Regions from separate parts of the Mus musculus genome. Here region 2 is linked to region 1. The links are chromatin contacts, found by Hi-C in ENCODE. All regions are on one chromosome and are shown on one strand. The core of a region is the stretch at or near the end of the contact, and the rest is flanking DNA. Distances in the headings are between cores, read along the strand shown. Region 1 overlaps Tbc1d1 (TBC1 domain family, member 1). Region 2 holds the start of 1700027F09Rik (RIKEN cDNA 1700027F09 gene).

Region 1 (6,384 bases), core at 1,728-4,227:
AAAAGAGGTTTAAAAACTTTTAGGACTTAGACTGCAAATATTTTCATTTGTATGAAAGCGTTAAAATGAATTTACTTGGAAAAGTCCATTTAGACAACAGCATAATGCATCTCTTGGCTCTGTCTCAGGATTTTTACAAAAGCAAGAGCTCACTACAAGTGCCAAGAGCTATAACTCTCAAGCCACCAGCCCACGCACAGGGGCATACGCTGCATTGCCACCACTGAAAGACAAACAAACATTCCTTCCTTTAAATGTAAAGGACAAAAACCATCTTACTAGGCAGATTCTAATCCCCCGCCAGAGTTTTGGGGTTCCTGGTAATGCCTAAAGTGTGCTTATTAGAGAATTATCATGTAAGTCTGTAAAACTTCCAAGTCAAGGCGTGTTCTTTTACTGTGACATAGCCTCACTCTGATCAGGGGCTAGCTGAAGTGAGCAAACCCGTCAAAACTCTCAGGTATGTATTCCTAAAACTGTGAACAGTTTATCTGGGCAACTGGAGATTGAATTTAATGCTAATCAGAATTGACTGGAACTGGGCTGCATTAACTAATCAGAACAGAGGAGCCATGGGTATCTCAATCAAGCTGCCCACTATCTTTTTAAAGATGAGTAATGATACCCTGGAATTTAGTATGTGTAAAAGCAGAGACACTAACTGTGTAAGACACACTGGGGATAATTACAATGGCTACTGATAGTATTCAATGAGTGGGTGGGTGTGCAATGGCACCCGATCTGCTATAGGATATATCGATTTTTCATTCTGATGCTATCTTACTGTTCACTTAAAACTTTTGGAAGCCGAGTTTAGGTCGGAAATAATGGGCCCTTTCCTGTAAGTCACTGGGGCTTGAGGCTTCCTCCCCAAATAATTTAATCTCCAGAACTTTGGGGTGATGCCCCGTAGCCTATGTTTCTACAGCTCCCCCAAAGCATTCTGGGGTGTGCTAAGCTTAAGGATCACTGAAAGAGACGCGGCACTTTGCAAATACCACTAACCTATGGCCCTCTGACTGGTTCCCAGGGGTGAAGGCAAACTGTGGGAACCCCAGGGAAGGCTCTTTGGAGATCAGGCTTCCCATGAGCTCACGAGGACAGTACCAGTACCCAAGAGAATCAGACTGAAGTGAAAGCAAAGCAAACAAGGCCAGCCCACAGCAAGAACCTAAGTGCCTCCTCCAGCTCTGGCTTGGCAGAACCAGCCCAGCGTCAGCAGTGCAGTCTCTCCCCACGGGAAGGGCTTCTGCACCAATTCACAATTAAAGTCTTTTTTTTTTCTTCAGGGCTGGGATCACACCCAGACTCACATGTATTCTAGGCAAACCTCTACCATGGTGTCACACCCATAGTCCTAACTCCCTTCCTTCCTTTCTTTCTTTCTTTAAATTTATTAGATATTTTCTTTATTTACATTTCAAAGTTCCCTATACTCTCCCCCCGCCCTGCTCCCCTACCCACCCACTCCCACTTCTTGGCCCTGGCATTCCCCTGTACTGGGGCATATAAAGTTTGCAAGACCAAGGGGCCTCTCTTCCCAATGATGGCCGACTAGGCCATCTTCTGCTACATATGCAGCTAGAGACATGAGCTCTGGGGGTACTAGTTAGTTCATATTGTTGTTCCACCTATAGGGTTGCAGACCCTTTCAGCTCCTTGGGTACTTTCTCTAGCTCCTCCATCGGGGGTCCTGTGTTCCATCCTATAGCTGACTAATGATCATCCACAAAACCCCTTTTCCATCAATGCTCAGAACAGCACTATTCTTAATAGCCAAGAGGTGGAAACAACTCACATTGTCTACTGACTGGGAGACATTAAACAGAATGTAACATGTCCACAGGTCGGAGCATTAGTTTCCATCAGAGAATAAGGCACTGACATGACACAAGACTTAGAGAACATCATGAGAAGTGGGAGGAGCCAGCAGAGGGACCACAAATTCTGTGGATGCATTTACAGGAAGTGTCCAGGATAAGCAAATCTGCAGAGACATGGTAGATTAGTGGCTGCCTGTCAGCTAGGGGTGGGGACAATGGACTGAGAAGTGATGGTTAGAAAATTCTTTATCTAGTGATTTAAGGATTTTTAACTTGTACTACAGTAATTACTATAGTAATAGCTGCTCAGTACTCTGACTGCATCTCTAAAAATAGTAATACTGAACTGTGGGCTTTAAATGGGTGATTTGTACAGTATACAAAATATATCTCAATAGAGTTGCTTTGTAAGTAAAAATAAACTGTGTTTTCCAAGGAAAGAATCCCTTCCCAGAGCTCATGCTGCCCTCCCCTTCGGGGCCATCCCTGTACCTAGGGACGCTAGAGGGTGTAGAGCTTCGGGGCCAGCAGGCTGGTGCAGTAGGAACTGTCAGCAGACATTCACGGGAGGGAAAGCTGGGGGTACAGAACAGTACCTACAGGACATGGAGCCTCTGTGCTGGTCATACTCAGACCAGACTGCACTAAGTCCACAGATTTGATTCCCCTGAAAACACTGTAAACTTCTTGCCATTGTCTTATTTAAACTCAACAGCTTATTGAAACCTTGAATGGTAACAAATTAAGCTAGAGAAGAAAATCACATCTGTAATTCCAGTACTCACAGGATTGGGAGTTCAAGGACAGCCTTAGCTACACAAAGTTCAAGACCAGTATGAACTATGTGAGACCCTGTCCTCGCCACAAAATTTAAAATGAGAATGACAAATCAAAACGTCCACTTTGGACTTTGTCCTGGGGGCATGCTCTGAGCAGTCACTTGACCCTAAGGAGGAAGTCCCTGGCAGCTGGATGCTGCAATCAAGTCCTGGTCACCTGACTCCCAGGACCCCCAGCTCCCACACTGCAGTATAGAAGCCTCAGCTCTACTCCTCGAGCCTTGCTAGCAAGCAGAAGTGGTCGAACTTGCTGTCTGAATTCCAGAGGTGCATCAGGAAAAGCTGACAGGGCTGCCTTAGCAGTGTTAACAAGTGCAGGCAGGAGCAGCCAGCCAAGGCCAGTCACAGTGGCTTCTAGGATGATATGCCAAAGACAACACATACAAAAACAAACACAAAACAGAAGAAAAAACAAAACAAAACCAAAAAACCAAAAACTTCACATGAACAATCAAATCCTTGGTTTGAAAACTCCATCTCAAGACAGATCTTTATTCACCACCGAAAAGCAAAGTTAAATAAAACTGAAGGAAAACCAATCTTGCCAGGGGAGGTGGCACATGCCTGGAACTCCAGTATCTGTGAGGCTAGGGCACAGGCTGCCAAGTAGCACTACAGAGCCAGACCCATCTCAAAGAGGAGAAATTAAAAATAATCACATCTGTCAACTGGACACTACCTGCTTCTGCCGTTGCCATAAAACCCTGAAGAAAGGGAGACTAGTCCCATAAAGTCCTACAGAACCCACAACTCCCTATTCAAATAAGTTACAAGTGGGCAGAAGGACAACTATCTTAACTCAAACACAACAGTACTGGGGAAGAAAGCAAGCTCTTTCTTGGGGATGGGAGAGCAGAGCCACCAAGACCAGGGAGAAACACTGCCACCAAGTGGTGACAGGCTCTCCAGTCACCCGAGGTTGCCTGGTCTTGATGTGGCAGCAATCCCAGTTTTGGAGAACTCACATGAGTCTGGCCTGTGAGAGGACAGCCTGGGTACTTAAGAATCTCCCCAGAAGACCAGGGATAAAGTCCATATGGTTGAGTACTTGCCCCGCAGGCATGCAGCCCTTAGTCCAACCTCCGCACTAAACAACACACAACACAAAAGCCAGAAAGACAAGCTACCAGCACCAAAAACCACCACCACCAAAAATCAGGCACGGGGGCACACCTGTGGCACCCCGGCACTCAGAAGTGGAGGGAGATTCGAGAGTTCAAGGGCAGCATCAGCTATACAGTGAGCTCAGGGGCAGCCTGGCTGACCCAGTCTCAACAATGAAGTCCCCGTGCCCAGTGAAAGACAAGCACTCCTGATCAAGAGAAAATGCAGAGATGGAGACGGCGTTTGCATTATTTCACTTATGTTAGCCATTAAAATCTCCCCGAGGTAAATCAATTTTTGAAAACAAATCAGCCACTAAGTGCTTCCCACCTTTTGCACAGTAACACAGAAGTCACACCGAAGATCCCTTACGCGCTTTAGTCTGGCCTTAAACGTTTACTTCTTGGTTCATGTGCTATCTAACCTAAAGTTCTTCAGGGTTTAGGCCGACCCAGCTGTACTCATAAGCCAAAACAAAACAAAACAAAACTCTCAGCCTTGGCTTTACTGGACTATATACTCACATAAAGGGCTTCAAGTCAATAAATCACTCTTATTTATGCCAAAAAGAGTTTCCTTCCCCTTTTCAAAACATGTCAAAATCTGAAGGCATCTATTGTTGGTAAAATGCACACTGTGATATGAAATACTTAAATGAAAAGAACTAAATGAAGGCTAAAACTGTTCCCTGGCACAAACAGAACAAAAAGATTCTCTCTGTTCCAAGTGGAGAGCTGCCTAAAAATTATTTCATAATGACAAAGAGTTCTCCTTCATATGGTACGCTGAGAAAAGAAACTAAAGGGCACGCAGCACAGACTAGCTAGTTAAGAGCTGGTTTCCAGCATCCTCTGCTGTCCTGACAATGAGGAGAGAGCCCTCGACAAGGAAAGCAGACTTGTGTAGACAGTGCATCTCTGGAACACAGCACTGGGCAAAGCCTGCCTGCAGAGGATGCCAGTAGACCGCTGCTTTCCCAGGTCCATGTTTACCCGCTTACTCGGTATCACTGTTCTCCAGTGCACCCTGCTTTCTTACACACGCATCCTTCTCATAAAAGGTCACTGGCAGCTCAGTGGTGAGCACTGGCCCAGCAGGCCCTGTCTTCGTTCCTGCCACCACAAAGAAAACAAGAAATTCATTGAGAACCGAGATTATTGGAGGCTCTTGGACCTTGGAGAGCCCTGAGTGTAGACTGCAGAGGCCCAGAGACTAGCTAGGCCTGGAAGACTCATATCATACCCACTGTGGCTGCTTTACTCTATGCCCTAACTACTCAAAATGGGCTATTCACAGCAGTATCAGTGGGAAAGAAAGCCTTTCAGAGACAGAGCTTGGGATGCAACTGGTCCCACCTCAACAATCCACCTTTCAACAAGATCACCAAAGGACCCCAATCTCATGAAAGCTAGTGAAATCCACAGACAAAACCACTTAAGAGACAAGTGTGTGCATAACTTTGCCCAGGGACAAGTGTACTGCCACCCACTTGTCTGTGGTAGGGACAACAGTGAGGCTCTGAAGACCAGAGACTTAATTCGAAGGTGGAGCATCGCTGTCCTCTACTCAGAGAAAGCAGTGTGTCTGCGTGCCCTCCGCCTAGCCCTCGGATGAGCACACTCCGCCTGCCACAGCTTCACTCTGATTTACTAGCACCTCTGCCATACCACCCGGGACAGAGTGAATCTTTACCAAGTATGGTCCTTCCAAGTGCTCAGTGCTGAGAGCCCTCACCCAGAGAGCCAGTGGCTTCCCTGGGTTTCAGAGACAACAATGGTAAGCAGCCACTACTGTGTGGGAGTACCAGTAAGCCCTGGGCTTCATATTTCAGCCACCAAGCAGCTTTTAGCATCTCCCTTCACAGTCTCTGTTTGCTTCGCTGTGGAAACACTTGTCTCGTCACAGCTGGATAGAACTTGGTTTCCTATTTATACAACTTTGCTTCCACGTGGTGAGTGCGGCATTTCATTTAACCATCTGAGATGTACCAACCCTTTGTAGGCTCAGGAGCAGTGCTAGCCCTCTCAGACTTTGCTAATTTAAACTTGTCAGTCTCACAAAACTTCAACTAGTCACTGCTGAACTCAGAAGGGGAGGGGGCCCGCCGGAGCACAGCTCAGTGGTAGAGTAGCTGCCTGACACGCGCAAGGACCTGGGTTCTATCCATAGCACGGGTGGGAGGCAGACACATTGAAGATGTTTCCTTAGCTTTATTAGACAGTGCATTTGTAAGTACAGTGTAACCCCTCCTTAGATAGGTTTCTTCAACACTATCTCACTGTTCACCCTCTAGTTCCCCTTGGTTTTATGAATTTTGTCCTTAGAAACTAATCCTCCCCACAGGATTTGGCTCAGACATAAAAATCAGAACCCCTAGTTCACAGACCACACCGCTGCTCTTGCAGTAGTATCACTACTGAACAGCAAACACATGCTTTTAAAACGACTGCAGGCTTGTGTTAGGAGCAAGGAAGGCTGAGAGCTGTCTCTGCCTTGTTCTCTTACTTAAGGAAGCAGTAAGGCTTCCTCTCAGGGTAGCTCATAGTTGGCCTCCTGGAGTGTGGAGCATAAACACAGAATGGACAATCATGGAGCGGCTGAGCTTGTACAAGGAACCA
Region 2 (6,384 bases), core at 1,273-3,772, 180 kb before region 1:
CATGAAAATACAAGGACACACCTTCATACAATTTAAGGAAGGTCACCACAACAGCAACACATGGGATTGAAGTGGTGTATCAGGGGTTAGGAGGGCTAGCTGTCCTCAAAGGGGACCCTGGTTCAGCACTCAGTAACTCACAACCTCCTATCTCTCACTCATTTCAGAGGCTCTGACATCTGACTCCAGAGGCTCTTGCATGCACACGGCGCACACACACACACACACACACACACACACACACACACACATCTTAAAGAAAAGCAATTCGTTATGGTCAGACGTTTGGGAAGATGTATGCTAGGCCAACCACTCTCGGGGGGTGGGGGTGGGGGCCACTGGAACTGAAGTGGCTTGTGTTCTGGGGAATTGGCCAGAGATCACCAGAGGTGATGGTAGACAAGGCAAACCTTGTGAGGACTGTGAAGTCCAGTAAGAAAATACACAAAATCAAGTGTGCACACATGCACATATGGTTCTAAACCAGGATTACTGGCGAGGGGCAATGGGTTGGGTTGCCTCAGTCCTGAGGCCCGCAATAGCACAATAACTTTTAGAATGTTTCTTATGTATCTGGGGGACTCCATAGGTACCCCACTTGTCAGTGTGGTTTCTATATCTTACTTAGCTGAGCAGCATGATGGTGTGCTTTTGAGAGTGAGTGTCTAGATTCAAATTCCACTTCCTCACTACCTATGTGAGCCTGGACAGGTCCCTTAACCTTCTGTGCTTCAGTTTCCTCACCTGCACAATTGGCCTAGCAGTCAAAGTTCTGGCCTGAGAGGGTTGTGTAGACTGAAGAGTTGGTGACTATAGTGTACTTCAAGCAGTCTTGGCAAGCTGGAAGGTCTATGCCTGCCAGCTATTAACATGGAAGATGTCTATGGACACAGTTAAGAAACCATTATCTGCCTTGTGAGCAAAGGGGAAATTGTAGAAGTTGGGACAATGATTACCACCAGGGAAACAGAAGGACTTATTGTTGGAAATTTCTAGAGCCAATAATTACATTTTGTAATCTGGATGGTGATTGTACAGGTGTTCATTTCATAAAAACAGACTGGGCTTTGCATAGGGTTTGAGAGCATTAGCAAAAGCAAAGAAGCTAGGAGTTAGAGGACAGAGGAGGAAGAGACAAGGATAGGAGATGTGACAGTGTGCCTTCCCTGTGACCAAGCACTGTTGTGGCATAAGGGACCATGGTTTCAAAATCCAGGGCAAAGTCTGTAATTTCTACTTTTCATGTGAGCAAACTCTTGCATTAAGAGTTATTAAATGGTCAGGCATGGATGGTAGTACACATCTTTCATGGATGGTAGGCTGATCTTTGTAAGTTCAAGGCCAGCCTGGTCTACAGAGTGAGTTCTAGGACAGCCAGGGCTACACAGAGAAACCCCATCTCAATCAATCAATCAATCAATCAATCAATAATAAAATAAACAGCATCACATTTAAAACAAAATCTGATGAGTTTCATTATGCATCTTCCTCATCTGCCAGTGGATAGATCCATGATCACATTAAGGGCCTCCATGTGATCAGGAGTAGTTAGAAATGTGATACCCCAACTTAAGCCAGGCAGCTAACATCCCATGGGGTCCACAGAGAATGCTTGATAGCACCAGAGAAGGTGAACAGTGTGAAGACAGCCACGTGTCCTGCCTGTGTGTAGGCCAGAACATCTAAGGTCCTAGAAGGTCTGGAAAACAGCCTCATAGCTTGCAAGTCATCTAAACCAGCAGATGTGGGCCTTCTTGGACTGGTGGTACCTCCCTTGAAGCCGTTGGAGGAGCATTTCAGGTAGGCAGAATTGCCCCTTGACTGATGTTTATCCCCAGCTGCAGTAGAGGAAGTGCCAGCTCAGGTGCTCACAATGACCTTGGTGAAACCCTGCCAGGCACGAATTGAGCTGTGACTATGAAGCAGGGAACGTAAGGGAACGATAGGAGGTGGGTAGGTAAAGCACCTCTCAGAGAAGGCACGTGATGCTAAGAGCGTCCAGCAGGGTGTGGCTCAGTGGTGAAGCACCTGCTCAACAGGGGCAAGGCCATAGATTCAGGCCCCAGCGATACAGGAATTGTTAGTTGTGCCTGGGCCAATCAAGTCAGGCTGGGCAACTCATCCTCAGTAGGCCAATTATGATATAATGAAAAGCAACAAAAGGAAATCTCTGCCATGTGGCCACACTGGGAAAGGGAGCCAGGGAGTCCTGTAAGTACTCAGGATCCTGACATGAGCTTTAAGTAGAGGGCAAGAGATAGACACCACTGAGTAGTCCTGATCAAAGTGTGGTGCCAGCCATCATTGTCTGTCTCTGCCCCAATCTGTCCTGCAAGGTGGTCCGAGAGCTGTTGAAACTGTGGGAATCTGAGAGACGAGCTCCTCTTCATGCTGGCGCCAGACTTCAGCCCTTTCCTTCCCACAGCATGAGAGGCTCCTGGAGAAATTCCAAAAGTCTTGGGGTCCATTGTCTCAAGATTCTGATAGTCAAAGGGGAGGGGCACTTTGTGTCTTTTTAGTTAGAATATTACCACAATAAGCCACAAGATGAAGCAGTTGCCCTTTCCCTGACCATAGAAAGGACTCCCATGTGCAGAATATTGTCTTTCATCTATAGTGGCCATTGAGAATACCACGCCTTAGAAGCCAGAGATTGACTGAGTCTTCAAGGTGAGAATTACATGCTCAAGATAGACTCTTACAATTCTTTTTGTTTGTTTGTTTGGTTGGTTGGTTGGTTTGGTTTGGTTTTGGTTTCGTGTCTTTTGAGACAGTTTCTCTGTGTAGCCCTGGCTATCCTGGAACTCACTCTGTAGACCAGGTTGGCCTTGAACACAGAAATCTGCCTGCCTCTGCCTCCCAAGTGCTAGGATTAATGGAGTATACCACCACTGCCTGGTTTGACTCTTACAGTTCTTAGAACAAACTCTGACCCCTTTCCAGAGCCTCAGGCCAGCTCTCCCAAGCAACCCAAATCTATGATTCAACTTCCCAGGAGTCCACAATCTAAGACAATGTGTCTTACTGGAAACATGCCACTGTTCCTTTGATACAAATGTCCGGACATCCCTAGGACACAGGCCTCAGGAGGGTGAGTGTTCACTATTCTGCTTGCTTCTCATTCAGGGACTCCAGCACCCTGGGCAAGCATTTCCTATAATTCCTCTATTCTAGCTGAATTAATAATGTCAATAAAATATAGAGAAAGAAGAAGAAGAAGAAGAAGAAGAAGAAGAAGAAGAAGAAGAAGAAGAAGAAGAAGAAGAAGAAGAAGAAGAAGCCACCAGAGGGAGTTTAACATCTTGAAGATGCTGAACTCTTCTTGGCCAGGGTACCACATTCCAAGATCCCCAGAAAGAACTGAATAGAATTATATCCTGGAAGTGAGGAAGGGGGAGTTTTTGGAAGAATTAAAGCCTAGAGTTTTGAGGGATGAATAGGAGTTTTCAGATAAAACACAGCAGTGACTACTACCAAGAAAGGGAAAAACATGAAGAAGCCAGAAACACTGGCTGGGATTCCACAGCTTAGGAACATAGGGCAGATATTTCTCTAAACCCAGTAAACAGATCAGATCGACAGGACTGGATCCCCAGGGAATAGTACTGACTAACTTTTCAAGTTCTACTTAATGGGGGCCTTCTCTCATAGAGAAGGAGGTGTTCTCAGCCCCTAACTCCAAGTGCAGAGAGGCTTGTAAGGATAGTCAGGTTCCCTCCCTGTCTTTGGAAGTTTGAACAGTGTATGTTCAGGGGACCTTCCTTCTGAGTGAGGCTCTGGCCCGTCTTTCTCCAGATGACTTCTTTGAAGCAGCTGAATAGGTTTCTGTGTCAACCAGAGCTCTAGCTTCCCCCAGCTTGGGAGAAACTGGGTCAGTTTAATGACACTGATGTCATACAACTGGCTTCCTTAATGGGAGCCTTGATGGAGGGTGGAGTAGAGCAAGGTGGGGCAGGGTGTGGAGCTGAGGTCACCCTGCAGATCTGCTGGCCATTGCAGGGTTCTGGAGAAAGGTGAGCCTGTAGCCAGTGGTTGTCCCAAGGCCTTTGAAGTTTTATTTGCTGCATTTTTATGTCACATTGGGCAGTAAACCATACCTGGAGGCGGCTGTCCTTTGCTCTTCAGACAAGGGCGGTGGCATTCACATGAATGTGGTCACAGCAGGTGAAGGCTAAGGTTCAGAGAGCAAGGGGTATGAAGCAGAGTCCTGACCTTCCAGCCATCATCTCTGAACCCCTGTGTGCACCTTTTAGGGACCTCAGCTGCCATAACACATGTCTCTCTGGAGCCAAGTCCCTCTCACCAAGGTGACTGGACCTGGCTTTGGCATGTCTGTTCTTACTACGGTGAGGGTGAAGAAGTGGTCAACAGCAGCACCTGCTCCACACAGCATCTGGATAGAGGTGGCTGTGACTATCACAGGAGCTGTTGGATTTTGTGCTCTCAAGCAGTCATTTCTCAACACCTATTCATGGAATGGAGGTACCAGAAGCTGTTCGGGGGTCCTGATTCCATCCACAGGCCTCAGGTTGAGCTCCCACTCTGTGGAAAGGCATTCAGCCAAGGCGATGGACTCTCTCAGATGTTACCTGACTGTCTACGTCCAGAAGGGACTTGAATGAGGATTGGGTACCCATAATTTGCTACTTACTGTCCTTGGCCACCCAGAAGGGTTACCTGATAAGAGTTTATGGAACCAAAACCCATCAGATCTTGAGGGAAAACAAAGCAAAGCCTGCATTTTAATCAGCTCTGCAGAGAATTATTGATATGAGAAAATACCATGACCAAAGCAACATGGGGAGGAAAGGGTTTATATGGCTTACTCTTCCACAGCACTGTTCATCATCAAAGGAAGTCAAGATAGGAACTCAAGTAGGATAGGAACTTGGAGACAGGAACTGACGCAGAGGAGATGGAGGGGTGCTGCTTATTGGCTTGCTCATCATGGCTTGCTCAGCCTGCTTTATTATAGAACCCAGGACCTCCAGCCCACAATGAGCTAGACCCTACCCTATCAATCACTCATTAAGAAAATGCCCTACAGCTGGATCTGAAGGAGCCCTTTTCTCAGTGGAGGTTCCCTCCTTTCAGATGACTCTAGCTTGTGTCAAGTTGGTGTAAAACTAGCCGGGATAGTACTTCGGGAACTCTGATCTCTATTGCATCATCACCTATCCACTGCCTTCCTGGAGAAGGCTGCCCAGGCCTCAGTGGGTCTGTGGACTGACAAGCCTGCTGACTCTGCAGCCTACAGGTCTAGTTCTGGTAACACTTTCTGCTTTTACAACTTGAATTTGGACATTTGTATAGATCAAAATACATGAGCGATTCCCCTGGAGACACTTGTTGGATCAGCTGTCACAAACAGTGGTTAGAATGACTCCTTTATCATCTTACTCTGGGAGAATGGGAATCTGAAATGACCTCCAGCAAGGAATCCATCTCCTAGCCTCTCCAGTTCCCAGGGGCCATCTGTACTGCTTGGCTTTCAGCTCATTCCACCCTCTTCAAAGCCAGTGTAACATCATCCATCACACTTATAAGTCATCTCTCACATACCTCTATATAGATGCCAACCACCCCAGAGATTATGCTGGGGCCCCCAGCAAACAGGACAATCTTCCCATCTCCCGATGTTCTTTTCTCCTTATTTTTTAAGACAGGGTTTCATGTAGCTCAGGCTAGCCTGGAACTCACTGTGTACCTGAGGATGGCCTTGACTTTCAGATCCTCCTGTCTCCACTGCCCCAGTGCTGGGATAATGGATATATGCCACGGTACTGGGAATGGAACCTAAGGTTTCTTGTACAATGGGCAAGGAAGTTCTCTGTCATCTGAGCTATGTCCCCAAAACCTCTCCCCACCATGATCGTAACTAGGACCCCCAACCCATTTATTCTAATCTTCATTCTGTCACATAGCTGGTTACCTGTGCTCAGGGTTCATGTGTCTTTCTCTTCACATCTTCCTGGGCAAACCTGCTACTCTCCTATAGTCCTTTTAGCTTCTTGCTTGTCTCACCTCTTATTTCCTTCCTAAGTCGTAGGGCATCAGATTTATTATTGACAGGTGCCACATCCACACAGACATAAACTATTCTCTCTACATTCAGCAACCCTAGTACAGTGATCTGTGTGGCTGTCTATTTGATGTGGCCCTGGGAATGTCATGTGACTGGGTGGGTGGTCTTGCAATAGCAGAAAAATCCCTTCCATGGGTTCATTTGCATCTCCTCAAATTCATGTATTTAAGTTCTAGCCCCCAGTACTTCAAAATGTGACCTTACTTGATAATATAGTCCTTGCAGGTACAACTGGTAGTGATTAGGTCTTCAGAACTTTAATTCAATGAGTGTGTCTTTATAAAATGGGGAAATTCAGA

What was found. A loop is a pair of places that touch in the nucleus more often than their neighbours do.
Region 2: a loop to region 1 is called in a map of heart, with 3 times the contacts of the local background. The contact joins the promoter of 1700027F09Rik here to the enhancer-like site in region 1. A Hi-C loop is called at or near these places in 1 of 37 maps with a recorded cell type or tissue (heart).

The regions. Positions count from the first base shown.
Region 1 is chr5:64,286,609-64,292,992 of GRCm38, reverse strand. All of the region lies in intron 14 of Tbc1d1 (TBC1 domain family, member 1), which reads right to left. Among named protein-coding and RNA genes, the nearest start is that of Gm38634, 33 kb to the right of the region's middle. Within about 2 kb of position 2,977, at least 1 of the 3 ENCODE cell types and tissues checked has a DNase peak (open chromatin) inside an H3K27ac peak, as active enhancers do; it is heart, where a contact is called at or near this core.
Region 2 is chr5:64,464,080-64,470,463 of GRCm38, reverse strand. It overlaps 1700027F09Rik (RIKEN cDNA 1700027F09 gene), which reads left to right and starts at 2,522. Exons shown (of 3, transcript NR_040681.1): 1 at 2,522-2,670.